Regions from separate parts of the Homo sapiens genome. Here region 2 is linked to region 1. A link is a contact called in ENCODE Hi-C or POLR2A ChIA-PET data. All regions are on one chromosome and are shown on one strand. The core of a region is the stretch at or near the end of the contact, and the rest is flanking DNA. Distances in the headings are between cores, read along the strand shown.

Evidence for each region. Hi-C counts contacts between places; a loop is a spot of excess contacts on that map. ChIA-PET counts read pairs that join two places held with the same protein, here RNA polymerase II (POLR2A). Pooled maps may share reads with other maps.
Region 2: a pooled map shows a loop between it and region 1 (3-fold over the local background). The contact joins the enhancer-like site here to the promoter of ADAM23 in region 1. A Hi-C loop is called at or near these places in 2 of 37 single-sample maps with no recorded cell type and 6 of 50 pooled maps. POLR2A ChIA-PET finds 5 or more read pairs at or near these places in 1 of 52 experiments (WTC11).

What each region holds. Positions count from the first base shown.
Region 1 is chr2:206,441,965-206,444,942 of GRCh38, reverse strand. It overlaps ADAM23 (ADAM metallopeptidase domain 23), which reads right to left and starts at 1,411. Exons shown (of 26, transcript NM_003812.4): 1 at 863-1,411. The coding sequence starts at 1,076. RefSeq lists a silencer at 837-966.
Region 2 is chr2:206,244,767-206,247,784 of GRCh38, reverse strand. All of the region lies in intron 2 of CMKLR2-AS (CMKLR2 antisense RNA), which reads right to left. Among named protein-coding and RNA genes, the nearest start is that of ZDBF2, 28 kb to the left of the region's middle. Within about 2 kb of position 1,709, at least 3 of the 41 ENCODE cell types and tissues checked have a DNase peak (open chromatin) inside an H3K27ac peak, as active enhancers do.

The DNA.
Region 1 (2,978 bases), core at 162-2,661:
CCCGATCTCCACCCCTTCTCTGAGTCCACAGAAGCACAACTCTACTCTGCCTAGTGGCATCCCATCCAAGAGCTAAGAACGCTCCTAAGATAACTTGAGTACTGAATTTATGGATACCGAATATTAATCGACTCTTTTAACAAAATGGACAATTCCCTTCTCTTTTAACTTTAAGATGAGCAAACATACTTTGCCATGTAGGGATACAGATGCTGGCAGCTTCCCAATTTCTTTTTATTTTCCTGACAAAGCCAGCTTTCTGCTTTCAGTGACTTCCAATCATCAATATATAGAAGATGGTATTATATTAATTGTTCATTATAATGACAAGCACTTTGAGAAATCAGAACCAAAGGTCGTGCATGAAGTATGTCTTCAGCACCTTAATTCTTTGGTCCCCGAAGTGTGCCTCCCCCACCTTAATTCCAACCGCACTGAATGCGCCGGATACGAAATTTGAGGAAACAGCCCATTACCACTATTATCACTACATCCTCCCCGCATTCACATTAAGGTTCCACCACGCAAGTAGCAACTTGCTCCCTCGCTGTATTTCCCATCCACTGGTTGCCCCTCCGCAAGTTGCACAGAGATCGCTGAGGGACCCAGGATCCACTAAACACCTCCCAGTGGAACCAACAAGAATTGGAATGGGTTTTTCGCGAATGCAACAGAAATGGACTTCCAAAAGTGAACTGGGATGAATGGGGGTTTGGGAACGAGAAGGGTGGAAAGACAGGCAGGGAGGGAAGGAAAGGCCGAGCCGGGGACAAGCCCGGAGCACACGGACCCGCGCGCCCTTCGCTTTCCTCTGCAGGGCCCCGCGGGAAAGCCAACGCAAAGGGCACGGGGCCATACCCACCGCTGGGCGCAGCAGCCCCCCAGGCGCGGGGCCGGGACGAGGCGGCGAGCGGAGGCAGCAGGAGAAGGACGAGAAGCAGGCGGCAGGGCGGCGTGCGGGCCGGGGCGCTGGCAGGCACCGAGCCGGCGGGGCCGCGTTGGGGGCCGCAGGAAGCGCCGGCAAGGCTGCAGCCCGCCAGGGGCGGCTGCCGCGAGCTGCTGCCGGGCGGCTTCATGGCTCATAGCTCCCGGGCGCCGCTCCGTGTGGCCGGCGAGAGCGCCGGGCTAGCTGCGGGGCGGCCGCGGGCGGAGCCGGTCACGCCGGCTCGGCGCGCATGGTGCCGCGGCGGGCAGGGGGCTCCGGGCTCGGGGCACGGGGCGCGGGGCTCGGGGCTGGGCGGCGCCCCCTTTCCCGGCTCGCCTAGCCTCGCAGCCACTCCCGGGGCGGGACGCAGAGGAGTCCAGGGGTCCTCGCCGCTCCGCCAACTTGGAGCCTCCCCAGCGGCTACTCCCTCCCCCGGCGGGCGCGGCCGCTTCAGCGACTGCGGGGGCTGCCGCCGGGCCTGAGGATGCTGAGGCGGCGCGCGGGAGCGAGCGGCGCGGGGACGCGCGGGAGCGAGCGGCGCGGGGACGCGCGGAGCGGGCGTGCGCCCCGCCCCCCGAGAGCGCGCCCGAGCGGGGCTTCGGGTGCTGATGCTGTTGCTGGATGCTGTGCTGCTGCTGTTGCCTGGCCCGGAACGCACTGCGCATGCTTTGTTGGGGGGCGGGGAAGGGGGTAAAGCAGCAGAGTGATGCAGCAGCCCAAGCAGCATCGGAGGTGACGGGTGGTACCTCAAAAGATGGGGGCGGTGGAGGGGGAGCCGGCAGTCACGGATAAGCCAGAAGAAAGAGAGTACGGGGGTTTCCAGGCCAGAGACAGGGATGATCGGGAGAAAACAACCAGCCGAAGTCCACCTGCCTTTTCCACCACCCCAGACTTCACATACCCTCTCCTATTCCAACCTCTTCCTGCTCTGGATAAACTAAGGCCACGCATCTCCTTCTTAATCCCTTATATATTTGCTTCCTGCATGTAAATATAAAGGATTGCAGCCGGGGAGGTAAAAATAGCGCGGCTCCTCATTCAGATTGCCAGCAGCGGGTGGGACTGCGGCTGAGAAGAGCGTTTGCGCCGCAGGCTGGCGCGGAGTGGCAGGAATCCCCCGCGCAGGGGCGCTCTGCCCCGGCCTGTGTCCTCCCTGCCGGTGCCTGGGGTCTTTGAGGAAAGCACAAGAAGCCGGACGGTGTTTGCTCAAAAGTTCAGAAAGTATGACTGGGCATATTCGGGAAGGACTTCGACATTCTGGCGGGGAAGCAATACAGAGATTAGAAACCAAGTGTGTGGCAGCTATCTTGGGAAATCCGTTGTTTGTCAACCACGGGGATGGGCACACATTTAGGAGGACACATTTCTATTTTTGAGATCCAGTCCTGACTTCTGCAGAGGAAAGGGGAAGTTTTCTCTCGTTGCTGTAAAAAATGTAAATCCCTGACTTCGGTGGGTTCGCAGCCACTAAATCTGATGGCTTCAGATAAGAGTCTGTGGCATATTTCTGCCCCCAAACTCTCATAATGCAAGCATTCATTTATTCACCCTCCCAATGACAATCTGAGTGATAACAATGTTGTCTTACTCCGACATCCACGGGGTGAGGGCTGGGGTGGAGAATTCCATGATTAAAAGAAAGAATGTGGGTATAAAAGTGCCATGGCCATGACAGAACTCAGTGTTAGCCATCATCTTCTCCACTCACACTTAACAAAGAGAAAAGAAGAAGACATATACGCGCGCGCACACACACATTACAAAACTGTTAGGTAAATACTGAGATAACTTCCTTTCTATGTTGAGCTAGGATATTATTATCACATATTTATTCCTGTAAATTTGTAATTGTTGCTACCTCCCCCATGTGAGGGCAACAACAGTTTTCCCTTCTGCACACCATTGTGTCCCTAGGACCTCACACAGTGTCTGAGGCACAGAGAAATCGCTTGGAAAATATGTACTAAATGAATAAAGAAATGGGTGATACACACAAGCAGAAGTCACACTTGGGGCAGGCTAGTGAACACTCTAGCCCCACCGGAGTGCCCAC
Region 2 (3,018 bases), core at 460-2,959, 200 kb after region 1:
TGAGTTCATTTCCTGTGATGAATATCAGTACAACATAACCAGGTTACTTTCTATGATCTCACTGAGCTGCTATAATCCAACTGGCTAAAGAACTCATCAACTGTATACCTCAGCAAGAAAGAAACCCAGCTTTTCCAACGAAATTCTGTTGGGACACTCTCTTAAGTTTGATGAATACGTTATTTACTGATTGCTTGAGAAAAACATAAAAAGGAAGAGATGTGCATGCTGTAGGAAATTACTGAAGAGCAACCCAATCAATATGAGCAGATTCCACTTGCAATACCTAGAAGACAGCCTCTTTTAAAAAATCAACCTTTATTTATTTAAGGCTGAAACAAATGAGTGTGAATATTCCTGTGAATGAACTCTCTGATTGGAGCCATTGATCACTAAATTACTAGAAGCCCAAGAAATTGCTAAATATTTGAATAAAAAGGTAAAATGGCTGAATACTTGCTACAATCATTTTTTTCTCTCTGTTTTTAATACATTTCTGAGGAAATCTCAAAATGCCACTTATATACAATGTTTGGGATATTATAATCCCTCCTACAAGATAAGCTGTTTTCAGTGTGTGCCGAAATTCAGCCCTTCCCATCCAACCTCCAAAAATCCAAAAGGAAGACCACGGAGAAACACTGTATTTATATATGAAGTATCATTCCAGAGCAAGGAGCCCCTCCCAGACAAGAAAGGAAGAACCATTTCATTTTACTATCTTCTAAAATTTTCCCAGCTTCTTTAGTGCATATAAAGAACCATAAATAAGTATGCATGTATATGTGTGTTAATAATGATAAAATCATTCCAGAGGTAGATGATTTTACTTTGTATAATGTTAAAGAAATGAAAGTCTCATTGGGGCAGAATGACAGATAGAAAGGCCATGTTTAATGTTATCAATATAGTTGGGTGATAGAATAAATAATTTATATCAACATGACATTTTCCATATGGTAACCAAAAATTTATTTGACTAAGCTTTTATCTCCTGAACTTGCTGGCGGCTTTGGAATTAAAGAGAAAATCAGCCGGGCACGGTGGCTCACTCCTGTAATCCCAGCACTTTGGGAGGCCAAGGGTGGGGGTGTGGATCACAAGGTCAGGAGTTCAAGACCAGCCTGGCCAAGATGGTGAAACCCTGTCTCTACTAAAAAATACAAAAATTAGCTGGGCGTGGTGGTGGGCGCCTGTAATCCCAGCTACTTGGGAGGCTGAGGCAGGAGAATGGCTTGAACCCGGGAGGCGGAGGTTGTACTGAGCCGAGATTGCACCATTGAGCTTTAGCCTGGGCAACAGAGCAAGACTCTGTCTCAAAAAAAAAAAAAAAAAAAAAAAGAGAGAGAAAATCGCCAGCTCTTCTAAAGGGTAAGTGGTATTTTTAGATGTTACTTCCCTAAATGAACTCTTCCCTGCCTCTACAAACCTATGCCCCAGCCTAAATCAGGGCCCCTGCTCTAAACTTCTCACTTAGAGCAACTATTATTATGTATGGGGAGGCTTATTTCATGAATGTCTGTCTCTGCCACCAGCCTGTGGTTTTGCTTACCTTCATACTCCCAGAGCCTAGCACAGTGCCTGGCAAACAGTAAGGCTCAATAGTATTTATTGAAGGAAAGACTATTCAGTAAGTTTGGATAAAGGCATTCATGTGCCTGGGCATCTTGGCAATAACTACTTTGTGTGAGAACACAAACGTGAACTGGAGAAAAGAATTTAAGTCTTAATTATCATCAAATCTGTTAAATCTATTAGTTCCTGTTTCAGTTCCTCTTTTCTTTTTTTTTTTTTTTTTTTTGAGATGGAGTCTCACTCTGTCACCCAGGCTGGAGTGCAGTGGCGCGATCTCGGCTCACTGCAAGCTCTGCCTCCTGGGTTCATGCCATTCTCCTGTCTCAGCCTCCCGAGTAGCTGGGAGTACAGGCACCTGCCAACTGCCCGCCACCACGCCTGGCTAATTTTTTTGTATTTTTAGTAGAGACGGGGTTTCACTGTGTTAGCCAGGATGGTCTCGATCCCCTGATCTCATGATTCACCTGCCTCGGCCTCCCAAAATGCTGGGATTACAGGCCTGAGCCGGATTACAGGCCTGAGCCACAGCGCCCAGCCCTTTTTTTTTTTTTTTTTTTTTTTAATCAAAAGCGTTAAAAGAATGTTGAGTACCTAGAAAAGCCAGCCCCACTCCTGAGAGGTATGTTCAATCTGTTCAGTCACTTCCTTAGACCAGCACTTTTGATTGATAACAGGTCTCATTTCCAGGGAAAGATGATGAGATTTTTCTCTAAACTACTACGAGGAGTTCACTATAGTTCACTAGAAACCATTGTCACTGTCATGTGTTGCTTATCATTAAAACCAGTTGACCTAACTCCACTCAAAGGAAGCAAGTACCAACCACATCTAATTATGTAAATAGCACTTAACACATACAGTAATACTCAGCATTTCCTGAGTACTTGTTAAGTACAGTACAATGCTAAGCAACTTCATGTGCATTGTCACATTTAACTCTCACAAGAATCCTGGGAGGTACTGTTATTATTTCCACAAGGCTAAAAGAGCTTTGGCCCTTAGCAAAAGTGGTGAAGACCAGACTAAACATCTGGGTTTGTCTGACCTCAGGGCCTTCCTTCTTAACCCCTGTACACACAGTCTCTCTGCGTAATCATCTTTTAAGGTGTTCATCTCCCTTACTAAACTGAGAAAGTCAAGGGCAAGACATATATTTTACTCATCCTTGTATCTCAGCTAGGAGCAGAGTGCTGGAAACATAATAGGTGCTCAGTGAATGTCTAGTGAATGAGGAAGGAAGTGCTTTCTCAATCATCAAAATGATGCTATGTTTAGTAGGGTTTTAATGTTAAATATACTGAACTATACTATGTATAGAAATAAAATATGAAATAAGACAAATTGTATGTAATAAGTCAAATATTACATATATAAATATATATAGCTCTTCTTGAGTTATTTTTTTATTTTTTTGAGACAGGGTCTCACTCTGTCGTCCAGGCT